Linked DNA regions of Homo sapiens: all the other regions are linked to region 1. Evidence: chromatin loops called from intact Hi-C (ENCODE). Cell type or tissue: endothelial cell of umbilical vein. All regions are shown on one strand. Region 1 has its middle 120 kb from the start of LINC01972. Region 2 overlaps LINC01968 (long intergenic non-protein coding RNA 1968). Region 3 has its middle 62 kb from the start of XXYLT1-AS1.

Region 1 (8,000 bases):
TTAATTAATATTTCTGTGCCTCCAATTCATGATCTGTAAAATGAGGTTGATAATACTAAATACCTCGCAGGTTGATGAGAAGATTTAATGAAGAGATACATTTAAAAAAAAAAAAGAGGAAGAACTAGAACAGCGTCTGGTACATTACAAGTACTCGAAAAAAAATTGCCTGTTGTTCTTATCAGGGTTATTCTATCAACATTTATTGAGCACTCCAGGGAGCATCCTGTGGAAGTCCACTTCTCGATTAGTATCAGGGCACAGGCACACCACTGGTTAAGTCAAGGAGAGCCACACAGGGAAGCTGGCTCTCAAGTCCCACTCTACGCATCCCCCTCTCTTCCCCTGCACCTGGAGGCTTCTTCCTCCCTACTTTTCTCATCCTCCAAAGCATCCACCATGGTCATCTCCTCCTGGCCCCTAGGCCTTGTCCTGAGCCCTGAGATGGGTTTTCATTTACTTCAGCTTGGATCTGTTTGTTCTTCCTCTGCTGGAAGACATGATTTCCAGCCCAGGACCCTTTCCCTTTCTGAGGCCACCTCCGCTTGTCCAAGAAACATATCTCTATTTCATTTCTATTCAAAGGTCTGTTGTTACCAAAGTCACTCAAACAATCCTAGACAAAGGAGGTCAGGGGAAAACAGGTCTTTTCTTAATATTAGGAGTTGTGGAAAGGGTTTGGGAGTCCTTGGAGAGTAAGACATCCTTAGCACGCTCTGCAAGGGGTTCTTTAGGCCCTGAGCACTGGGAGGGCACAGGGAGGTGAGACACACGTCAATAACCATCATTCAGCCTAGAAATAAGGGCCTTGTGTGAGTGGAGGTAAGGCCCTTGGGAGGACAGAGGAAAAAGAATTTCTGAGTTGGTGAATCAGAAAAGGCTTCCTAGTAGAGGGCATGGCTTTTCTTTCTTTCTTTCTTTCTTTCTTTCTTTCTTTCTTTCTTTCTTTCTTTCTTTCTTTCTTTTTTTTGTGACTGGTTCTCACTCCTTCACCCAGGCTGGAGTGCAGTGATGTAATCGTGGCTCGCCGCAGCCTCGACTTCCTGGGCTCAGGTGATCCTCCTGTCTCAGCCTCCCAAGTAGCTAGGTGATATGATTTTGTTGTGTCCCCACCCAAATCTCATCTTGAATTACAGCTCCCACAATCCCCACATATTGTTGGACCTGGTGGGAGATAACTGAATCATGGGGGCTGGTTTTGCTTGTGCTGCTCTTGTGAGAGTGAATAAGTCTCACAAGATCTGATGGTTTTATAAAGGGTAGTTCCCCTGCACACACTCTCTTGCCTGCTGCAATGTAGGACGTGGCTTTGTTCCTCCTTCGCCCTCTGCCATGATTGTGAGGCCTCCCCAGCCATGTGTAACTGTGAGTCCATTAAACCTCTTTTTCTTTGTAAGTTGCCAAGTCTTAGGTATGTCTTTATTAGCAGCATGAGAACAGACTAATACAGTAAATTGGTACCAGGTAGTGGGGTGCTGCTGTAAAGATACCCAAAAATGTGGAAGTGACTTTGGAACCGGGTAACAGGCAGAAGTTGTAACAGTTTGGAGGGCTTGGAAGACAGGAAGATGTGGGAAAGTTTGGAACTTCCTAGAGACTCGTTGAATGGCTTTGATCAAACTGCTGATATTGGTATGGACAATGTAGTCCAGGCTGAGGTGGTCTCAGATGGAGATGAGGAATTTATTGGGAACCGAAGCAAAGGTGATTCTTGCTACACTTTAGCAAAGAGACTGGTGGCATTTTGCCCCTGCCCTAGAGATCTGTGGAACTTTGAACTGGAGAGAGATGATTTAGGGTATCTGGTGGAAGAAATTGCTTAGCAGCAAAGCATTCAAGAAGTGACTTGGGTGCTTTTAAAAACATTCAGTTTTATTCATTCACAAATACATGGTTTGGAATTGGAACTTATGTTTAAAGGGGAAGCAGTGCATAAAAGTTTGGAAAGTTTGCAGCCTGATGATGCCATAGAAAAGAAAAACCCATTTTCTGAGAAATTCAAGCTGACTGCAGAAATTTGCATAAGTAACAAGGAGCCAAATGTTAATTGCAAAGACAATGGGGAAAATGTCTCCAGGGCATGTCAGAGGTCTCCATGTCAGGCCCTCCCATCACAAGCCAGAGGCCTAGGAGGAAAAAAATGGTATTGTGGGCTGGGTCCAGGGCCCTGCTGCTTTGTGCAGTCTTGGAACTTGTGCCCTGCATCCCAGCCATGGCTGAAAGGGGCCAAGGTATAGCTCAGGCCTTTGCTTCAGAGGGTGCAAGCCCCAAGCCTTGGCAGCTTACCTATGTTTTGTCCGAAGGTGCATAGAAGTCAAGAATTGAGTTTTAGGAACCTCCAGCTAGATTTCAGAGGATGTATGGAAACACATGGATGTCCAGAGAGATGTGTGCTGGAGGGGTGGAGGCCTCATGGAGAACCTCTGGTAGGGCAGTGAGGAAGGGAAATATGGGGTGGGAGACCCCACACAGACCCACTGGGGCACTGTCTACTGGACCCGTGAGAAGAGGGCCACTGTCCTCCAGACCCCAGAAGCATAGATCCACTGACAGCTTGCACTGTGCACCTGGAAAAGCCACAGACTCTCAATTCTGGCCTATGAAAGCAGCCAGGAGGGAGGCTGCTCAACACAATAGGAACCCACCTCTTTCATCAGCATGACCTGAATATGAGACATGGAGTCAAAGGAGATCATTTTGGAGCTTTAAGATTTGACTGCTCTGCTGGATTCTGGACCTGCATGGGGCCTCTAACCTCTTCATTTTGGCCAATTTCTTCCATTTGGAACAGGTGTATTTATCCAATGCCCATACCCCCACTGTATCTAGGAGGTAATTAAGTTGCTTTTATTTTATAGGCTCATAGGTGGCAAGAGCTTCCCTTGTCTCAGAAGAAACTTTGGACTGTGGACTTTTGAGTTAATGCTGAAATGGGTTAAGATTTTGGTGATTGTTGGGAAGGCATGATTGGTTTTGAAATGTGAGGAAGTGAGATTTGGGAGGGGCCGGGGTGGAAAGACATGGTTTGGCTCTGTGTCCCCACCCAAATCTCACCTTGAATTGTAATAATCTCCAAATGTCAAGGGCAGGGCCAGGTGGAGACAATTGAATCATAGCGACGGTTTCCCCCATACAGTTCTTACGGTAGGGTGTAAGTCCCATTAGATCTGATGGTTTTATAAAGGGCAGTTCCCATGCACATACTCTCTCACCTGCCTCCATGTGGGATGTGTTTTTGCCTCTCCTTCACCTTCTGCTATGATTGTGAGACCTCTCCTGCCATGTGTAACTGCAAGTCCATTAAACCTCTTTTTCTTTGTAAGTTGCCTGGTCTTGGGTATGTCTTTATTAGCAGCCTGAGAATGGACTAACACACTGGGACTGCAGGCATGTGCCACCATGCATGGTTAATTTTTGTGTTTTTTGTAGAGACAGGATTTCACCATGTTGCCCAGTCTGGTCTTGAACTCCTGGGCTCAAGCAATCCACCCACCTCCACCTCGGCCTCCCAAAGTGCTGGGACTACAGGTGTGAGCCACTGTGTCTGGCCAGGCAAGACATTTGTGCCACATGGAAGGATGGGGTCTTGGACGTGTAGAGAGGTGGAGGAAGGGAAGGGGAGACCATGGGCACAGTCTCAGTGCTTTTTCATCCCAGAGTATAACACAGCCAATAGGTACTGTGGACATAGCAGTATTCATTCATTTCTTCATTTCTTCATTTACTCACCCAGGACTCTCTTTCCATGTCATAGAGCCATTCACCTCCTTCATGTAACCTGGGATTGCTGTGTTCCTGCTTCCTTTCACTTTTGGTGAATGTCCCTCTTGTGCAGCTATCCACAGCATGTAGGTTAATCACTAAAAATGCAGGATTGGACTCTCCTGGAGTCCCAGTACCTATCAACATCCCTTCCCCCAGACAGTTCCCTGTTTCTGCCTATGGGAGAAAGAAAGGAGACGTAGTCAGCTTCAAGGTCCTGCCTGAGGCCCACCTCCTATAAGAAGAAAAAGAGGAGGCATGTCTTTATTTATTTTATTTTTATTAATTTATTTTCTTTAGAGGTGGAGTCTCTCTCTGCTGCCCCGGCTGTGGTGCAGTGACATGATCATTGCTTACTGCAGCCTAAAACTCCTGGGCTCAAGTGATCCTCCTACTTCAGCCTCCAAGTAGCTAGGACTACAGGCATCCTCCACCACCATGCCCAGCTAACATTTCCATTTTCTGTACAGATAAGGTCTTGCTATGTTGACTGGCAGAGGCGAGCCTTTCTTGACTAGCTTCTCTGTGCAGGGCACTGGCTGGCCTTTCCTCCACTCTTCCTCCATCACAGCGGGTCTTCCCATAGGCGATTGTCCTGTATGAACTGCATGATCAGTGATGCCAACACCAGAGGTGGGTTTCTGGTCTCTCCTCTATGTCAAGTCCCGCCACTCCTGATGGTGGCAGCCACCAGAGCCTCCAGTTCACAGCCCATTTGCAGTGCTGTGACACTGCTGGGTCCTCAGTTCACTGCAGGATCTGGCCATTTCAGGAGTTCAGCCAGCTCCTTCCTGAGGATGTACTGTGGTGACTCATGGCCAGCCCCCCGGGAGAATAATTCAGAATCTACTTGCCAAAATTTAACAATAGCAGCAACATTTTAATCATCTCCTAGGAGTGACAGACGTCACTGCCTCCAGGGGAAGAGGAGGTGATCCACCCAGCTGCATCCTATTCACTGCCTCCCTTCCTCTCAGCTGGGTGGCAGTGTTGGCAGGATGGGGCTGAGGTGTGGGTGAAAGGTGGTGTCATTTTTTCATGATCAGAGAATGTGAAAGGATGCTGCAGTTTTAATGATCTTCTTAGCCTTGGGGCCCTTGTGTATCAACTGAGGGGATTGGACTGTGTGATCCCTATGTCTCATTGCAGCTCAGAGGTTCTGTGGTTCTGAACATTGCAAAGCCCCTGCACTACCCTGGAGGTATTTCTGCCCCTGCAGCATGAGTAGAACCTGAAACCCTAAGAAAAGGGGTGATTCTTCCAAGGATTTTCCCCCATAAATAAGCTGTACTGAAAACAGCCCTTAAGTCCTTACGCTAGCCAGCTAAACTTCTCGTATTTGCTAGTCATTTTTAATTATTGGAAACTAAGACCAGGAATTGGGATTTCTGAGAAAGGAGAAGCCAGCCAAACCTTTATCCCCTGCAGGGCCCTTGCCTTCATACCCTGAACTTCTCATAAGACATCAGAGTTTGAAGATGATGGAATGCAAGGATGGCTGGAGAAGCCATAGTAACCTAGGGAAGGGTGTTATACAAATGGCTTGTCACCTCTTTGAAGAGGTGACACCTCTAGATCGACATTTCCAATGTCAATATCTCTCCACAGCTCCACCAAGATACTTCATTGTCATACCCCATGCAAATTTGCTCTTCTTCCTGTACACCCAACTTTAATGCCACCATAGAGATCACTTGCTGTCTTTTTTTTCTTCCTATTATGCGAACCCTTTTCCCATTTGGAAGAATGTGTGTGAATCTGAAGGAGATCAGACATTCCTACTCCTGACCCCTAGCAAATGGGGCATGTGCACATGACGTAGGCATGGGCATTCAGACCATATGAATGGGATTTTCGTTCTTGAGAGTGACATGAAGTCTGGAGGTCATTCACAGCAGCAGTGGAGGTGGGCAGGTGAAGAAAGTGTCCAATGGTGGGGATGTTTTGTCTGTGACCTGACCAGGCTGTTCTTGTGGCATGACCCTGGTCCCAACCCCTCTTGGTTCCTACCTATTTTCTGAGTTTGGGTCTCTAGCCTTGCCACTGATTCAGTGAGCTCTAATGAAAATACTTCTAATACATTCTTTTCCTCCTTAGAGATCCAGAGTCAGTTTCTATTGTTTGCAACTGAGTCCTGGCTGGTACCCTCACCCTTCCTCTAGCCACTGGGTCAGGAAGCTGGGGTCCTTCTTGACTGTTCCTTTCCGGTTCACACACCACTGTCACTGAGATCCACTAATCCTGCCCCATGATGTCACCTCTGTTGCTCTCTGCCACCCCTAGCCAGGCCTTCATTATATTTACCTGTTGCTGCTGCCCCCTGTCAATGGCTCCTCTGGCTGCTGGGCTCTTCTGGATGACGGCCATCTACTTCTGGTCAAACTTCAAAATCCAGGATCAGACTACATCCTGCACAGGAGGTTTTGGCAAGGAGAAAAAAGATAAAACTGGAGAAAAGAAAGATGTCCAGTGACTCTGGGTGGAGAAGGATGAGAAAAGTCAGGTGTACAAAACCCAGGTAGAACTCAGGTGCTACCGTGTCTGCCTGAGGTCTTGAGGCTGCACAAGCTTCTCTCCCTTCATGCTACTTTTCCTTATTTTCTAAATTCATATCAATGAAAACATATTAATTACCCTTTAAATTGAAATAAATTAACTCAAGAAGATGCAGTTTTATCTTGCTTTTATAGTAGCCAAGCTCCCTGAGGATGCATTAATTGATTTTAAATCCAAATCAGCCTAACGCACTTGTGCACTTTGCTGGCTAATGGAAATCAGTGATGACTCCTGGAAAGGAAGGGCTGCGTGCCAATTCCCGTTTTTGCACATTTTTATCGCTGTGGGTGAGGTAAGTCCAGCCATGGGTGGAGAAGGCCAGGTAGTGCTCAGCTCTTTATTTATTTAGTAAATATTTTTGGAGCACCTGCTTTATGCCAAAGACTATGCAAGCCACTGAGGAGCAAATGATGAGTGAGACAACCTTGGTCCTTACCTAATGAAGTTTACAGCTGACCACACTAAAATACCTTTTGGGAGGCTTCCTAGTTTTATTTCTGGACTTCACTGGAGTTGGCTTTCACAGATAGCCAGGCCCATCAGAGAGCCTCGTCTGAAAGTTCAGGCGACTTGAAAGTATGGACAGCTATGAAATGGAGCCAGCTTGGCTGGTCTTGCACCCCTCCTACTCCCCAGGCTGTTTCTCCATGAAGACACAGCTTAGTGTACAGAATTGGTTCTAGAAAGTCTGTGGAGATGATCTTGTGTTCTCTCCCTGGCACTCCCACCTAGAGTTACCAGATTTAACAAATAAAAATACAGGACGTCCAGTTAAATGTGAATTTCAGAAAAACAATGAATAAATTTTTTTAGCGTAAGTATGTTCCACGCAATACTTGGAAGACAATGACATTCAACTTGACTGGGTGTCCGTATTTTATCTGGCAACCACTATCACCCACATTCCTAACCCATCCAGTTGCCCTGTGCCCATCGTACTGCTCAGTCCTGCCCTGAGGCAGCGCCTTCCCCAGAGCAGGAATGCAGAATCAACCTGCTCCCTTCCAAAATACCCCTCTCATGAGGACTGTACTAAATTTGAAGTCTACTCTAAGCTAGCTGTCCCCAGGTAAGAAATTCAATTCAGCCGCCTTAAGTGAGCTCTGACTCCAAGCAAGGAAAGATACATGTTGAGGAGGACACAGAGATGAGTGAGACACAGTTGCTACCCTAAGAACCTGGAGGCTAGCATGGCAAGGGGGGTAAGCGATTCAAATAGTTGTAATAGAAGACAGAAAATGACAAATGACTTAGGTTCCAAGGGAATGCAGGGAGGACAAGAACACAGTTATTAAGTACTTTGGCGGTGGGAGTCTTGAGAGTTTCCTGGAGGAGATGGCCTTCACAAGCGACTAGACTCATGACAAACCTGTGAAACATATACCTCAACATCCCCACAACCCTAGCACACATCCCTGAGAAGTCATGTCACAGCTTGGATGTGGTCATCACAAAGCTCCCGGCAGTGCCCACAAATCAATCCCAGTCGGCACCCCAGATGAAGCCCGCACCATCCTTGACCTAGAAGGGTGCCTCATGCTGCAAAAGGGGCATTTCAGAAAGGGCGTGCCAGTTGGGGCAATCAAAACCACCCCAAATCAGGAGAAAGGCCTGTGTGTTTGGAGAGCCCCAAGGAGTCTTGGGTAGCCAGAGGCAGGGGCTCCACACTGGTTGTGTAGCTG
Region 2 (8,000 bases), 140 kb after region 1:
CATTGCTCACTAATTACTCCCCAATTAAATCAAGGGCCAGGTCCCTGCCTCTTATGCAGATCCCAGTCCCTAGGAGCTCTGGGGATCTAATAGTGCTCAGGAAACACTCAGTTGTTGCTTGGAAAAAAAAAAAACAAAAACAAACCTGAAATCCACAAGACAGCTGAATTGGGCTGTTCCTCTACATTCTACCTGTAGATGCGTGTTTCCACTGAGCACAACGGAAGCCACTAACAATGGCATCCATTCCTCACTCACAACCTGGGGAGGCACAAAGGGAAGGTGTTGTTATCCCCATTTTTCTGATGAGGAAGTTGAGGCTTAAAGAGATTAAGGGGTTTTCGCAAAAATCAATGGCCCCTGTGTTGATGGAGCAAGGAGGTGAGAACTTTTATGGCGTCTTTTCATTCCTCAGTCCAGATCCCTTTTTACTGTACTACCTCCAGTTTAGCTGGCTCATTCACTCATCCAAGTATTCAGTCATTGATGTAATTGACAAATGCTTGCTAAGCACATCCTTTGTACACAGCACAGCATAGGTGCTGGCGAAACAATGGTGAACAAGAAGAAGTGCCTGCTTTCACTGAGTGGTCCAAAGGGAAAGGTGGTAAGGGACACCTAAGCAATTATATGTATAAGATCATTTGACATATGACAAATGTTATCAAGACAATAGAACGGAGTCATATTCTGTTATGGGATACAGAGTGGCCAGGATAGCTAGAGCAGGGAGGCAGAAAGGCACCTCTTCAGCGAGGATCGTCAGGCAAGGCTTCCTGAGAATGGGATGCCAGAACTGGAACCTTAATGAAGACAGGGAGCCAGCCACATAAAGATCTGGGGAAGAGGAGTCCCAAGAAGAGGCAACAGCAAGTGCAAAGGCTCTGAGCCAGGAATAGGAATAGCCTGGTCATGTCAGGGGAAAAAAGGCCACTTAGGTGAGAAATCTTGAGCAATGGAGAGAACAGAGGGAAGTGGAAGGTAGAGGGCCTCAGAGGCCATCCTAGGGAGGGCGAAGGAAAGCCTGCGTCAGCCAAGGAGGACCTGCAAGAGTGGGCGGCCCTTCCCATCACCTGAAGGTGTCTCCAAGAATACGGTGGGCTTGGCTTGTCTGTTTCTGAGTTTGATTTCTTTCCAAGGCAATCCTAAAGGCAAAAGAATACCCTTGAGCCCTTAATAGCTTAAATATAGCAACTATATGCATCACTTCACAGTCTTTCACTTGCAGCCTCTGTCAATGGGTTTTACTTTAAGGTGCATTGTTTGTGTTAACATGAATTCTGTGTCATTATTCAAATAGTAAGCTCATTACAAAATCTTCAAGCCAGCTTTCTGTTTAAAATTCCATTTTATTTTTATAACACATTAATTTATATTCTAACTATAAAAAAATTAAAAATAGTTGGGACTTTCAGAAAAGCACTAAGAATAAAATGTAAATCTCCTGTAAAGAGTGGAATTGATCTAAAAGTGAAGGGCTGAAAGTTTGAGGGCATCTCTCATTCTCCTCTAAATGCAGTATGTCCTCTCAGCAGCTTCCCCAGCTGAAAGCGGGGCCATTTACTTTGCTTAAAGCATTTGCCCTTCTAAACTTTAGATTCCTTTTCTGCTAACTGGGGATTTATTTCAAAGGACTACAATGAGAATTAAATAAGGTAATGCAAGTAGGGCACCTAAAACAATGCCCAGCTCGGAGAAGATGCTCCAAAATATTAGCTCTGGGTCAGGCAGGGTGGCTCACACCTGTGATCCCAGCACTTTGGGAGGTCGAGGTGCGAGCATCAGTTGAGCTCAGGAGCTCAAGACCAGCCTGGGCAACATAGCAAGACCCCATCTCTAAAAGAAAAAAGTTGCTGGGCATAGTGGTGTGCACCTATAGTCCCAGCTGCTCAGGAGCCTGAGGTGGGAGGATTACTTGAGACCAGGAGTTCAAGGCTGCAGCAAGCTAGGATCATGCCACTGCACTCCAGCCTGAATGACAGAGCAAGAACTTGCCTCTAAATATATATATATATAAATATATATATATAAAATACATTATATATAAATATATATTTATATATTAAATATATTATATATAAATATATATTATACTCTATATATAGTAGCCCTGAGGCTTCATCCAGAGCAGAACATCCAGCGGGTATTCCATCAAGGAGTGTTTGCTTGCTTCTAAAGAAGAACATTCTAGCAATCAAAGCTGCCCATAACTTAAGGGTGTCCTGTCAAAGTGTCATATCAAATAATTTACCAGAAACTTTCAATAATAAAATTGAGAAACGCCTCCTTCAACTCTCTTAATCTCGTTTTCCCTGTAAAATCGGATTCTTTCTCTGGTCCCTGCCACTTAATTTCAGATATTGCTCAATTCATATTGAATTTATATTTTATGCTATATGCCAGGCATTGTGTTAGATGCTGTGGTCCAGCAGTGAACAGGATGGGCATGGGCCCCACCCTCGGGGAACTGCCAGCCCCAGAGCTGCAGGCATCTCCAATGCTGATGTCACTGTGGAAGTAGCTGCATTCCACATGGAGGAAACTGAGGAACCACGCTCATTCTTTTACTGACAGGGTTTTCCAAGGGATGGGACATGCATGGAAATAATTAATAGAGGTGACGTAGAGATTCCCAGGACCTCTGTTGGATCCAATCTGCAACCTGCCTTGGAGACGTCATCTGTGGGTCTTGGAGGTGGAGAGGAAATGCCTGGGATCCTAGGACTGCGTCACATTGATGCCCTTTCCCCTGCCTGCCCCCTCCAAGCCTTGGCCAGCCTGAAAGGAGCACATTGAGAAGTAAAACCGCATCCTCGGCTGCTTGAGTGCCTTTGCAAGACCTTCTTTTTTTATTATTATTATTTTTTTCTTCTGAGACAGAGTCTCCCTCTACCGCCCAGGCTGGAGTGCAGTGGCATGATCTTGGCTCACTGCAACCTCTGCCTCCCGGGTTCAAGCAATTCTCCTGCCTCAGCCTCCTGAGTAGCTGAGATTACAGGCACCCACCACCACACCCAGCTAATTTTTTGTATTTTTAGTTGAGACAGGGTTTCGCCATGTTGTCCAGGCTGGTCTCGAACTCCTGACCTCATGATCCACCCACCTCGGCCTCCCAAAGTGCTGGGATTACAGGCTTGAGCCACCACACCCGGCCTCTTTATGCACTCAGATGGACAGACGTGCTGTGCAGACAGTGGCGCTGCTGGGCTCTTTTAGAGAGGGACTGTCTCCCTAAATTGAAAACAAATTCTCCAGAAGTACAGGAAGCATACACAGGAACCAACCCAGTTAAATGAAGAATAACAGTTTACTGTGGCTCCTCAGTGAGAAGCTTCGGAGGGGATCCAGCAGCAGGCTAAGTCGTGGCAAGGTTGGATGAGTAAAAGAGAGAACGAAGACAGTCTCATAACCACAGCCTGTCCCTATGCCACCTCCATGTCTTGCCCTTCCGGACTAGTCACATTCTCACACACTCTGGCACACACACACTCATGCTCATGCTCACACTCACACTTACATGCACACACACACTTTTCCAGTTCAATGCCATTCCCCCGGATTGCTGCGGGTATGTGCCACCCCTCCCCCGCCCTTTCCCTGCATCAAACCAAAGACCACGTTTACTCACAGCCCAACCTTCGGGAAAACAGACCTCCTGGGCTGCTTCCTAAACTTCCTCTTATGCATCAAAAACACATTGTCCTTTCAAAGCTAGGACCGAGATAGGACCGAGACCTAATATTTCTCCCATGAGTCACTACATTACGCGTTACCAAGAATGCAGACCGCCTGTAAGAAGCCGTGCAGGTCCCTTAAGTACCTGAAGTCACAGCCACTTAACTCCAGCTGGACACATCCAAGCTGGGCTCACCAGTGTCTCATTGACTGGTGATCATGCGTCAGCCCTGTCAGGCCACCAGCCTGCCTAAAAGTCAACTCTCAACATGGCGTTCCTTTGCCAAGGAACCACTTGTGGGCAACATGGATGTCCACCCCTGGGCGTGGACAGGATGTAGTGGGTGTACTTCAGTGGTACTACACAGCCCTTAGAAGTCATTGCCTGTACGCACACTTGGTAGTATGAATGAATCTTAAAATCCTAGTGCCAAATAAAAAAGCCAGCAGCAGAATAACATATACGAAATCCCAAATCATTTACATACATTAAAGCAAAATGCATCCTAAGAACTAGGCAGCAATATCACTTATATAAGAACATGCACAAACACAAAGAAGGATGGCAAATGTATTAGAAGCAAGCCATCCCGCTATGGATGGGGAAATGAGAATACATAAGCAAATCAAGAGAGGGAATGTGTAGGGACCAATGATGGTAATATGTCATGAACTGCAGGATCTGATTAACTTAATCCTCTAATTTTCTTCACCAGAAGTCAAAAAAAGCAGAGGGACGTGGGGAGGACACATACATCTCTGACCTTGTTTACTGGTTTGTTTGTTTTTTTGGAGACCGAGTCTCACTCTGTCGCCAGGCTGGAGTGCAGCGGCATGATCTGGGCTCACTGCAACCTCCGACTCCCTGGTTCAAGCTATTCTCCTGCCTCAGCCTCCCAAGTAGCTGGCATTACAGGCACGTGCCACCACGCCCAGCTAATTTTTTTTTTTGTATTTTTAGTGGAGACAGGGTTTCATCATGTTGGCCAGGATGGTCTCTATCTCCTGACCTCGTGATCCACCCACCTCTGCCTCCCAAAGTGCTGGGATTATAGACATGAGCCACCGTGCCTGGCTGGTTTATTTGTTTATAGAGACAGGGCTTGTCCTGTCATCCAGGATGGAGTGCTGTGGTGTAATCATAGTTCACTGTAACCTTGAATGCCTGGGCTCATGGGCTCAAGCCATCCTTCTGCCTCAGCCTCCCGAGTAACTGAGACTATAGGTGTATGCCACGGCACCAGGCTAATTTTTAAAAAAATTTTTTTAGAGATGGGGTCTTGCTTTGTTGCACAGGCTGGTCTCAAACTCCATCTTTAAGTGATTCTCTTGCCTCAGCCTCCCAAAGTGCTGGGATTGCAGGTGTGAGCCACGGTGCTCTGCCTGGCCTAGGTTTACATTTCCAACCTCAGCTCCCACTTCCTTGAGCCTCAAGCCAAACAGGATGACCTGTGACTCACACAACACTCCCGATTCTTCGCCTTTGATTATGCTGCCCTTCTATGGCCAAGTCTGCCCCACACTTCCAGGGCCAGCTCCGGTGCTGCCCCCTCCACAGGCTTCCTCCTGTCTTCCTGAACCACCTGCTACTTTCTCTGCCCCACACTGCAGGCACTGGTCAGCATGTTTCGCAGCATGTCCTTATTTGTAGGCAGAAGTGACCCCAGTGGAGCCTCTAGGGTGGGGCTGCTCTGTTCAGGGAGGCTGTACACAGGGGCTTTTTGTGTCTTTGGCCATCTGCGCTCCAGATCGCAAGGTATGTCTTCTAAGCACACCCTTCAAAGCACTTCCTCTGAAAGGAGCACTTTCTCTACACAGAGATGCAGTACTTTCCCAGGAGAGCCCATCCCGAAGAAGAGGCCCACAGACAGATGCTTGGTGAATGGACAACTAGCAAGAGGACATCCACAAGCCCTTCTATAGTTAAGCCCTAGGCTCTCTTCCCATGCCCAAGACATCTCTCTGGCATCCCCTTTCCTCCCTTCCTGCAAGACCCAAGACTCAGCCGGGCTGCCTCTTCCCTTGCAAACTACTTCCACCCTGAGCCTCCTCTAAAATGGAACCTGACTGTGGAAGCCATTCTCTTGTTATTTGGACAACCACTCCCCACAGTCCCCCTCAACAATAGGTACTTAATCGGAAGCCACCTAGAGTCCTACAAACATAAAGATCTGGGAATTGGAAACCTTAGGAAGTGGTGAAAGCTCCGTTCCCTGTCTTCAGTGTGTAGATAGTCAGTAACAAACATTTCTGAGCACCTGTTATATGCTAGGCACTGATTTTGACCCTGGAGACATGATGGCGAGTAAAGGAACGTGAGCCCTCCCCTCATGGGGCTGGCTGATAATCTACTTCCCAGGGTGCAACTCTCACCCACTCTCCAAAGACAAGAATGTGAATTTTGCCAAATTCAATTTTCATTCCCCTGGGGCCTGTGCAGTGCTGGCAACAGAGGGGAGCCACTGGCTGGAGACCAGCTGCCTCCCAGGGCCCTGCCAGGGCTGGCACAGAGGGCTGGTGTTTCTATTCCCAGGGCCTGGCTCCCAACCAGGATGGCATCTGCTCAGCATTTGGAGCCCAGCATACTCTAATTGTCCTGTGGCCTCGTGGCACTTTCAGCCTATCAACTGAGTTTTTCTTAAAAAGCAACTCCTGTGTTTATTGGTTTTCTGGCCCAGATTTAGGTCACTAGAATTTTCCTTAAGGATGGAAAAACTCAGAGAACCAGATCTGGATGACTCTCTCATGCCGGGATGTGAGTGGGAGGGACTGGTGACATACTAAGAGAAGCTGGCTTAATGCCCACACCTACCACTCACTGCCTCACTACTTTTCTGAATGGCACTGGTCCTTCCTGAGCCCTTGGACAAGAAGCTAGGGGCCCTCACCCCAGTGAGGTGGCATTGCTTTGCTGTGTGGGCATAACTGAATCCCTTCCCTCTCTGAGCTGACATCCTCTCAAGTGATTCCTAAACAGATGAAATCATGGATACAAAGGGACTTGTTAAGCTCTGTAAAAACATAAGGTCCTGTTGGGACTTTGTGTACTTCCCTCTCAATTTTGCTGTCAACCTATAGCTGCTTCTAAAAAGATAAAGTCTATTAAAATAACAAATTTTTAAAAAGTAAGGCCCTACGGCAAACCCTGGGAAAAGGGGCTCTAGGTTCTTATAAAAGCTTCACTTATTTCTATGCAGCCTTGCAAAGTATGGGAATTTCTCTGAGCCTCAGTTTCCCTGTTCTACTAATAAAATAATGGGTTTGTAAATACTGGGTTAATTGTAGAGTACTGCTCCTTTGTGAAGTCTTGTTATTATCTGCTACCTACTAAAAGAGACTGTTCTGAAGGTCAGCCAGCAAGTTCCAAGTTGGTGGAAATTTTGAAGCTCTTAAAGAACACTGGAAAGCCCTAGAGAAGGTATAAGTAAATGTTTCACAGGCACCTTAAATTCAGCATGTTCAAAACTGAGCAGCAGGAGGAGGAAGACAAGAAGGAGGAGAAAACAGAGGAGGAAGAGAAGAAGAAGACAGGAGGAGGAGAAGACAGAGCAGGAGGAGAAGGAAAGTGAGCAGAAAAAGCAGAACCAGAAGCAAAGGCCACAGAAGAGAGGAAGATGAAGGAAGAGGAAGAGGAGGAAGAAAAAAAGAAGGAAGGCGTAGCAACAGCAGCAGCCGCTGAGGCAGAGGCAGAAAAGAAGAAGTGGGCATGGAAGCAGCAGAAGCAGCAGGAAAGGCAGAAGGAGAAGTGGCAGAAACATGCAAAGCAGAAGTAGATGCTCAGAAAGCAGAAGCTGCACACACAGACACACACAGATGCAGAGGAAGAGCGAGAAACTGAGAAAGGAAGAGGAAGAGAAGTAGATGTTGTAACCCTGGAAGGAGAAACAAGAACAGCAAGAGAAGAAGCAGAAGGAGCAAAAATAGAAGCAGGAGCTGAAGAAGAAGAGCGGGGGGAGAAAAGGAAGGGGAGAAAGAAGAGGAGGGAAGAGAAAGGCAGGGTGGGGAGGGAAGAGGGAGACATAGTCACAGTGGAGGAAGGAGAAGCTGCGGCAGAAGGAGAAGCAGCAAAAGCAAAAGTCAGAGCAGAGAAATGGAAACAAGCCAAAGTAGCAGCAGCAGAACGAAGAGAAGCAGCAGAAAAGGCAGGAGGAGGAGGAGGAAAAGCGCAAGAGGAGGAGGAAAAGGAAGAAAAAGCAGAAGGAGAAGTAGATGAATATGTTGCAGAAGAAGCACCAGCAGGAAAAGCAGAGGCAGAAGCAGCAAGCACAGGAGGAAAGAGAAGCAGAAGAGAGAAGCAACAGCTAAGAAGAAGCACCAGCAGAGAC
Region 3 (8,000 bases), 150 kb before region 1:
TCACCACCTCTCTGACCTTGGGCGGCTCAGGACCCCTCGCTTGGCCTCAGTTTCCTGTTCCCTGAAAACAGGGTCGATAATCCTGCACGGGCAGCCCTGCGCCCCCGAGAACCAGATGTGGAGCTGGATTCGAGGGGCTCTGCAGACAGTGCTGCGTCCCAGCTGAGGCCACGTGTTTGCTCGACCTCCTCCTTCAGGCTGTGCCCCACCCACCACGCTCCCCCCCGATTGCATCGATGCTACGACCACGTCTTCAGGGCAGGGCTGGTGCCAGTGGGTGAGGAGGCCTCTGTCAGGCCAGGATCAGCCGGCCCCAGTCCTTCTCCGAATGCCCCCATCCCTGCTGCTGAAGGGGCCTCTGTGCCCGGGTGAGGAGCCAGAAGCCCTGGCAGAATGAGGAGGCCGGCAGGAGGTGACACCGGACGAGGACAGGCAGAGTCCACCAACTTCATTTCCCCAGGCCGTTTACGGAAGGGCTGCGCTTTGCAGCGCTGGGGCGCCGTGGGGTGGGGATGCTGCCATTTGGGCCCCAGTTTCTGGCGGGGGCGGTGGGGAAAGCACGGGAAGCAGAGTCAGCCTGGGAAGCTCCCCGACGCCTCCTGGCTGTGAAAGAAGGTCCCGCGTGGCTCTGGGTCCTCAGGTGCAGGGCTCCGGCAGGGACAGGAGGTGTCAGGGCTGGGCCCTGGGGAAGGAGGGAGCTGCTGTGCGGGGTGTGGTGGAGGGCGAGTTGCCCTCCCTCTCTGGGCCCTCAGCTCCGTGGATGGAGGAGGGCCCAGGTTAGGCCGCCTCCGTGCTTCCTCCTGGATTGGAGTCCAGTTTGTGTGGGGGCGCCTGGGAAGAGCCAGTAGAACCTTTGCGCCTCCACGCTCTCCACCTGCAAGGGATTCAAGGTGCTGTTCTTCACCCCCACAGACGTATATGATTTAAACTTAATCTTCATCATCATGAAGCAAAACAGGTGATTTCATAGCCCTTTGCAGGTGAGGCCCTGGCTGCAGGAAGCTCCTTAGGCCAAGGGCAGCGTTTGGCAGGCACTTTCTCTTCAGAGCCTCGGCCTCCAGAGTGGCCTGGAGAGGTTGGGACTCCATCCCCTCTGGATCTAATCACCTGGGATTTTTCTGATCCGGGCCAGGATTTGGGCTGGCTTCTCTGAGGCCCCGGCCAGGAGGCAGTGTGAGGAGCTGCTGGAGACCCACTCCCCAGTCCTCAGCGCTGGGGAAGGAGACTCTGTGCCTCAGTTCACCTTTCCCACGGAGCCAGGCCTGCATCCCTCCATGCAGAGCAGAGGGGCCGGAGCCACGCCTGCATCCCTCCACGCACAGTGGAGGGGCCTGGGCAGGAGCTGGGGGGCTTCGCCTGCTGCCTCCCTTAGGTGTTCCTACCTTGCCGTGGCTCATGCCTGCCCTTCCTCCCCGGTTCCCCTTCCAAAGCCTGGGGAAAGGGAAATTGCTCACACCTATCCTCGGCCTGGGACGCCCTCCCCTCCCTGCCTTTCAAAGTCCAGCCCATCCTCCCAAGTTTCTCTTCAGTTCCCTGCTTCCACCCCACTTGGATGTGGCCTCCCCACCTTGAAATCCCCTCTCCAGGCATTATCTACCTCTCCTAATAGGACCATTTTTGGTCTCAGGTGTAGGTATTTGGAACCTGTCCTGAATTCTGCCCTAAACTGAGACCTTTGAGGTATACGAGGCATCTCTCTGGTTTCCCTAAATAAGGACCTGGCCCCGAGCAGGCACTCAGTGGCTGTGTGCTGAAGGAACACTGGTGGACACAGGGTCCCCACTTCCCAGCGTCCACCGAATGAGCAGTTCAGATCTAGAGTGTGTGCTCGTGGCAACATGGTGGTAGGTCCAGAGCTTTCAGGACTTCAAGGTACAGGGATGGGTCATAGACTTCGTGGGTCAGCTGGCCACGCTCAGTGCTCTTGGGATGTTGTTTGCACGGGACGCACTTTGACTTGCAAACAGCCTAGTGTTAAATGAGCTCCTGGGAACAAACTGTCTTGGGTGAACTTGGGGACTAGTTGGATCTCCAAGCCCCACGTCCAGGTGCCCGTCTGAAGACAGGCCAAGGTGGGAAGCACAGGAACACTCCTGAAGTGGGAAGCCGCGGGTGTGAAACGGAAAGGCATCCAGCCCCTGGTCCTTGTCCTTTTAAATTAGAAAGGCCTGAAGCCGTCTCCCTGCTCCACCCCGCCCTAGCCTGCCCCAGAAGGGCAGAGGACACTAGAAATTCCACTGTGGCTTGGACTGCAGCTGTCTATTTCACTGTGTGTCCTAAACACTCTTCTCTGAACCTTGAAGGTCAATATCACAACACTCCCTGGATCTGAAATAAAATAATCAATTGTTAGATCCACCTAGCCAAGGCCCACCTCCGAGTATGCAGTGAGGCGGCTCTCCCTTCCTCTTTCAAGCCAGAATCAATCTCTGCATAATTAACCCAGTCTGACTCAGTGTTTACTCTGCAGGTGTGACTGCCCAAGGCCTGTGGCCTGCGACCTCCTGGCTCGCTGACCGCTGTCTGTCTGCTACTTCTACCCAGATATATTTTTCCAGCTCTGCTGTTGCTAAAATGCACCGGTTAAACACTTAGCTTTAGGAGGAAAATTCTAGCAAGGACTGTTTTGATATGCTCCCAGCCCCTGCTGTCAGGAAACTCAGGATTGAAAGAGACCTGTCTCAGGAACTTTCTCTAGGACTCAAATTCTAGATTTTGCTCAGCCATTCTTTTTTAGCACCTTAACTTTTATTGATAATACTTTTGATGCCTAAGAATATATATTTGATGTTTTGGCATTGGATCATCGTCTGCTCTACATACAGAATTGTGTAGGTAAGCGAACAGCTTGATGCATCTGCACAGACGGAATGCACTTGCTTAACCACTTGGTCATTTTTAAAGTCCTGATTTATCAAAATAAGATTTTGTCAGGAGGGAAAGCCCTACCTGTGGGTACAGATCAGAGCCCGTGTTAGACACAAGTCCTCACGCAAACTGGAAGGTAGGTTTAACTGTCTCCTGTGTACAGAAGAGGAAACGCAAGTTTAGACAGGTGGGGCCGCCTGGCTCGTAAGTCCGGGGGGCTGAGACTCAGCCCATTCCTTTGCCTGCAGGTGTGCTTGGAGGTCCTCGTTCTGTCCAGCTAGGGATCTGGGCATGTGTCTTCTTGGGGTCAGGCAGCACACACTGCCCACTTCTTTGCTGGGAACATTCTCAGTCCATTGGGAAAGCAGGGCCTACATATATCTATTCTCAGGTGACAGGTGGCACCTACCAGTCATCTGCTCTCCCTCCCCATCACCTGCATTGGGCTGGTCTACCACTCAACATTTAACGACAGTATGGCAAGGGCGCTGGCCAATCAGAATGGCACCAGGCATATACAGTCCTGGAGCAGAGGCCTACAGCCCTGCTACATCAGTCACCACCCTTCAGTGGCTGGATGGTGGAGAGGAAACCTTCGGATAGATGTTGGGCTTGGTGGCGGGGGAGGGGAGAGAGGCTCTCTCAGGCTCAGCAACTGCACAGAAGTACTTCAATATTTCAACAACTAGCCTGGGCACCCTGGTGCTTCCTGAGCCACCGTCAGCTCTGATTGGAGATTCTATGTAGAACAGATCTGTTCCTCGCTCCCCAAAGAGCTTGGAGCCCAGCTAAGGAGACAGGCTACAGGATGGCGATCAGAGAGAATCGCACTTGGGTGTCACCTGGTCATTTGTTTGTCTGTCCAAACATCAGGTACCGCAGGCAGCCACCTGTCAGCTACCTAGATGATGAGTAGCAGAGGGCCTCTGTCATTGGGAGTGCACTGTTTACAAGAAGAAAGAGGCATTTGAACAAGTAACCACAGCGTTGTCTTTTGTTTGGGTTGATATGCTGGACTGGAGATCCCTTTAGAGCATGTTTTTGGGGATTACAGAGCCTTCGAGCGTTACAAAATCATCTTCTCTAATTCCCTGTGTTTCAGATGAGGAGACCCAAGTTCCCAGAAGAGCAGTTGCACACTCGAGGCTGGAGGACATGGGCAGAACCAGAGCTCCTTGCCTCCCTCCCAGCCCCCCACCCAAGTAACACGTTCCTGATCCTGTCCTGGAAGCAGCTTCGAGGAAATGCCCAGACCCCTGGGGGGTGATGTGGTGGCAAGGTGACAAAGGGGCAGGTCACAACGCTGTCACAAGCTGATATGCAAGAACTCACAGGCATGACCCCCAGGGGCTATGGGTGTAAGGGCATCTGCTCTGCCCTTTCCAGCGGGCCTAGTTTTGGTGGCCTCTGTTCCATTTATTTGCTTAGGAACACAAAGCTGAATGCACTGTTTGCAGGAAGTTGTATGTCTAAGTCACCTAAGTTAGTAAAATAAATAAAAACTTTGGAGTTTTGGAATGGCCTTCAGGTGCCTTCCACATCCATTTCCCTGGAAATCCCTGTTTCCTGTCGGTGTCTGATAAGGGATTTTTCAGGAATTGAGCGGAGCTTTTCCAGGAGATGTCACATAAGAAACCTCACCCTGGGTTCCCAAGGCCCAGTTACATTGTAGCTAAATCACAGATTTACCAAAGTATACAGGGTCCTCTTTCTTTACCTCCACCTGGACACTTTTTTGAAGGAAAATGGATTTTGGATGTAAGCGCCTCCGCGATTGTTCTATGCTCCCGGGGTCACAAGACTCCTTGAAAGCAGAGGTTCAGCAACCTCTAGCCAGGTTCCCCACACAGCTGGGGGGCTCTTCCCACCCTAAGGGGTGATCCATTTGCCAGGGAGACTTGGGACTGACTCAGCCCCTGCCCTGGCTGCCGAGGGACCCTGCCTTTTTCTGCCGAGCTTGTGCTTACGGGGAAATTCCAGGCTTCTCCGGAAACCATCTTAACTGCCTGGAATCCTCCTCTTGGACTTGTCTGGGCTGGCGCAGTCCTGGGAGGAAAGGAAAGTAAATAAATGTAAATCTGTTTGATCACAGACAGAGCATTTATCTTTCAATAGGAAGCTTCCTGAGGAAGGACAGCAAAGGGGTTTGGAATGAGTAAGCTCAAAGTATCAGCCTGCGTACAAGATGCCCTCGGGGGGAGCCTGGCTATTGTGGCGCTGCGGTCACACTGGGCCAGGCCCCTGCTGAGGCCCAGCACTGCACAGGCACCCGGAGCCCTGCCCTTCTCCCTCAGGGCACCCCAGGGCAGTACCGCCCTCTGGCCCAGCTGATGGGCCGGGCCAGGCTCCCCTGGCTTCCCAAGTGGAGGAGGAGGAAATGGTCTTTGCCAGCAGGCCAGCCACCCTCGAGGAGAAGTGGGGTCTTCTTTGGGGCTGTGGAGGCAGTGCTAGGAGTGGACGGAAGGGCTCAGAGGCCAAGCTCAGATGTTCCCTATGGCTGAGGTCCCTGACAAGGATCCTCAAACAGGGAGAATGCTGGTACCCTTCCAGTTTGGGCCTGGGTGTCACTTACCTGGGACACTTGTCACATCCCCTTTAAATCTCTGTCCTTGCCTGGCTCTGGCCAGAAACATTCCAGGGCTTGTTGATTCTGAAGAGCAGTAGGGTTTCCAGGGTTCTCTCCTGAAGCTCGGGGATATCCAGTGGCTTCAGGGTAAAAGCCTGTTTGCTAACCTGCTGCACAGCTGGTAAAAAGCCATGGGTCTCTCCCTTAAACCCAACCCAGCAGATGAGGTCTACTCTGGAGGCCCGAAAACACCTTAAACTCATCGCACAGAAAACCGGCGCAATACTTGGCCCCTCTTCCTTTTTCCCGACCTACAGTACCCCATCCTTCAACCCAGAGTACCCCATCCTTCGACCCACAGTATCCCATCTTTCCTTCTGCTGGATGTTGGAGGACTCAAAGTTATTCTAAATCTCTACAATACTCTTAACATTTTAAATCCAAATCCAGGCAATAATTCAATGTTCCAGCGATGTCCTTTGTGACCCATTCATTTCAGTTGATTTGGTTCTATTGATCCTTTTTTTTTTTGAGACAGAGTTTCGCTCTTGTTACCCAGGCTGGAGTACAATGGTGCGATCTCAGCTCACCACAGCCTCTGCCCCCGGCGTGAAGCGATACTCCTGCCTCACCTTCCCAAGTAGCTGGGATTACAGGCACGTGCCACCACGCCCAGCTAATTTTGTATTTTTAGTAGAGACGGGGTTTCTCCGTGTTGGTCAGGCTGGTCTCGAACTCCTGACCTCCTGTGATCTGCCCACCTCGGCCTCCCAAAGTGCTGGGATTACAGGCATGAGCCACCGCGCCCGGCCGATCCCTTTTTTTCATTTGTTCATTCATTCATTCATTCATTCATTCATTCATTCCAGACACATTACAGCCACAGAGGTGAGGAGGATTCAGGTCCTGCCCGCAGAGACAGTTGCACATACAGCCAGCCACACAAGGGGCAAGAAGTAGTCTGTGCTGGGCCACAGGGGCAGCTCTCAGGAGGCTCTGTATTGACTTCACGCCCACGCTGTGCTACATTCATCACAAATCTGACAGTATGCAACAAAAAGCAGGCCACAAAATAATGGATGGTATTAACAGCAGAGTCAAGATGTGGGAAAATGGAATAAAATGAGCTCTCCAGGTACCATCTATTTTTTAGAAAATGGAATCCATTCATTCAGGAAGCTTGATGGATAAATGAAGTAGGCCAGACAGGGAGAATACAAATAGCAGCAGCTCCTGTGGGAAGCCTGCCAGCCCCTCGCTGAGTGCATGATCTACACCATCACATCATCCACTGAACAGCCTGTGAAGTTGGTACTCTGATGATTCCCATTTTACAGATGGAGAAACCATGACACAGGAATGATGTGGCTGGCTTACAGTCACAGAGCTAGAGCCAGAACTCAAACCCGGGTCTGTCTCACTCCGAAGTTTCTGCTAATGACAGCATGGAAAAGATTCCTCATTTCCACCAGCTTCCTTTTAATCAAGGCAGATTAGACATTCATGCATTGGCTAATCTAGGCTTTGAGTGTAGTGACGTTTATGTAGTGCCTACAAAGCAAGATTAGCCATTACACGTTTTGTCGTTCTGGAAACTGACTCTTGGCAATTCCCAGCCAGGCTTTATCTCAACATACTTCCTGAAATCTCAGGCCATGTGTATTTTGCCTACAGAGTGGCTCTGAAAATAAAGTAGGCTGGAAGTCAGGTGACTGATGTCATCCTGGACTCGTAGGCGATTAACAGTATGACCTTGGAGAAGTCACCTTCCTCTGGTTTCAGTTTCCCATTTGAAAATGCAAGAATTGCAGCCATTCTACCACTAGGACTAGAAGAGACGTACCTGGGCATTAAGAGGCATGCTCAGTGGGAACAGAGGTGGGTGGATTGCCTGAGGTTAGGAGTTCGAGACCAGCCTGGCCATCATGGTGAAACCCCGTCTCTAGTAAAAATACAAAAATTAGCTGGGCATGGTGGCGTGCACCTGTAATCCCAGCTACTCAGGAGGCTGAGGCAGGAGAATCGCTTGAACCTGGAAGGTGGAGGTTGCAGTGAGCCGAGATCGCACCACTGCACTCCAGCCTGGGTGATAGAGCAAGACTCCATCTCAAAAACAAAACAAACAAACAAAACAAAACAAAAAAACTCACAGAAGCATGCCCAAGGATGCTCATGGCAGTGCCGCCTGTGAGCATGAGAAACGGGAGGCCACCTGTGAGAATGGAGAATAACCCTGGTGACCATATGTGGCAGCAGGTCTCCAAGTCAATCCCTGTGATCTCCACCTCCTGGCATCCCCCCAGTGTAGTCCTCTTCCACACTGAACCAGGGAAGATCTGCTTGACCAACAGCATATGGCAGAATTGTTACCAGTGGAAGGTTGGAAGGTATCTGAGTTACCAGCGGTGAATCCGTGTGGGTCTGCAGCAACCTCAATTCTTGCCTCCTCAGAAGAAAGAATTTGACTGACGGGCCTAAGGCTGAAAAAGAGAGGAAGGCAAGAGGAGGAGTGGAAGGTTTTTATAAAGCCTTTAGACCAGGAAAGAAAGTACACTGGGAAAAGACC

Evidence for each region. Peaks named below come from ENCODE experiments on the same cell type or tissue, not always from the same donor. Only the 100,000 strongest peaks of a DNase experiment are listed, where the experiment ranks them.
Region 2: it touches region 1 in a loop (5-fold over the local background); 4 of 110 quality-filtered maps call a loop at or near these places.
Region 3: a loop joins it to region 1, with 8 times the contacts of the local background. A loop is called at or near these places in 3 of 110 quality-filtered maps.

The regions. Positions count from the first base shown.
Region 1 is chr3:194,881,494-194,889,493 of GRCh38, reverse strand. No RefSeq gene overlaps it. Among named protein-coding and RNA genes, the nearest start is that of LINC01972, 120 kb to the right of the region's middle. In endothelial cell of umbilical vein, no CTCF peak of the experiment used is centred here; a DNase peak (open chromatin) is centred at 4,623; H3K27ac peaks cover 1,105 bases.
Region 2 is chr3:194,736,835-194,744,834 of GRCh38, reverse strand. It overlaps LINC01968 (long intergenic non-protein coding RNA 1968), which reads right to left. Exons shown (of 4, transcript NR_037891.1): 2 at 146-261. All of the region lies in intron 2 of LOC105374292 (a long non-coding RNA gene), which reads right to left. Among named protein-coding and RNA genes, the nearest start is that of LINC01972, 28 kb to the left of the region's middle. RefSeq lists an enhancer at 7,353-7,532. In endothelial cell of umbilical vein, a CTCF peak has its summit at 5,187; DNase peaks (open chromatin) are centred at 3,724, 5,144 and 6,424; H3K27ac peaks cover 3,739 bases.
Region 3 is chr3:195,028,090-195,036,089 of GRCh38, reverse strand. No RefSeq gene overlaps it. Among named protein-coding and RNA genes, the nearest start is that of XXYLT1-AS1, 62 kb to the left of the region's middle. RefSeq lists enhancers at 3,698-4,696, 4,697-5,694. In endothelial cell of umbilical vein, a CTCF peak has its summit at 644; DNase peaks (open chromatin) are centred at 4,409, 4,939 and 7,009; H3K27ac peaks cover 5,206 bases.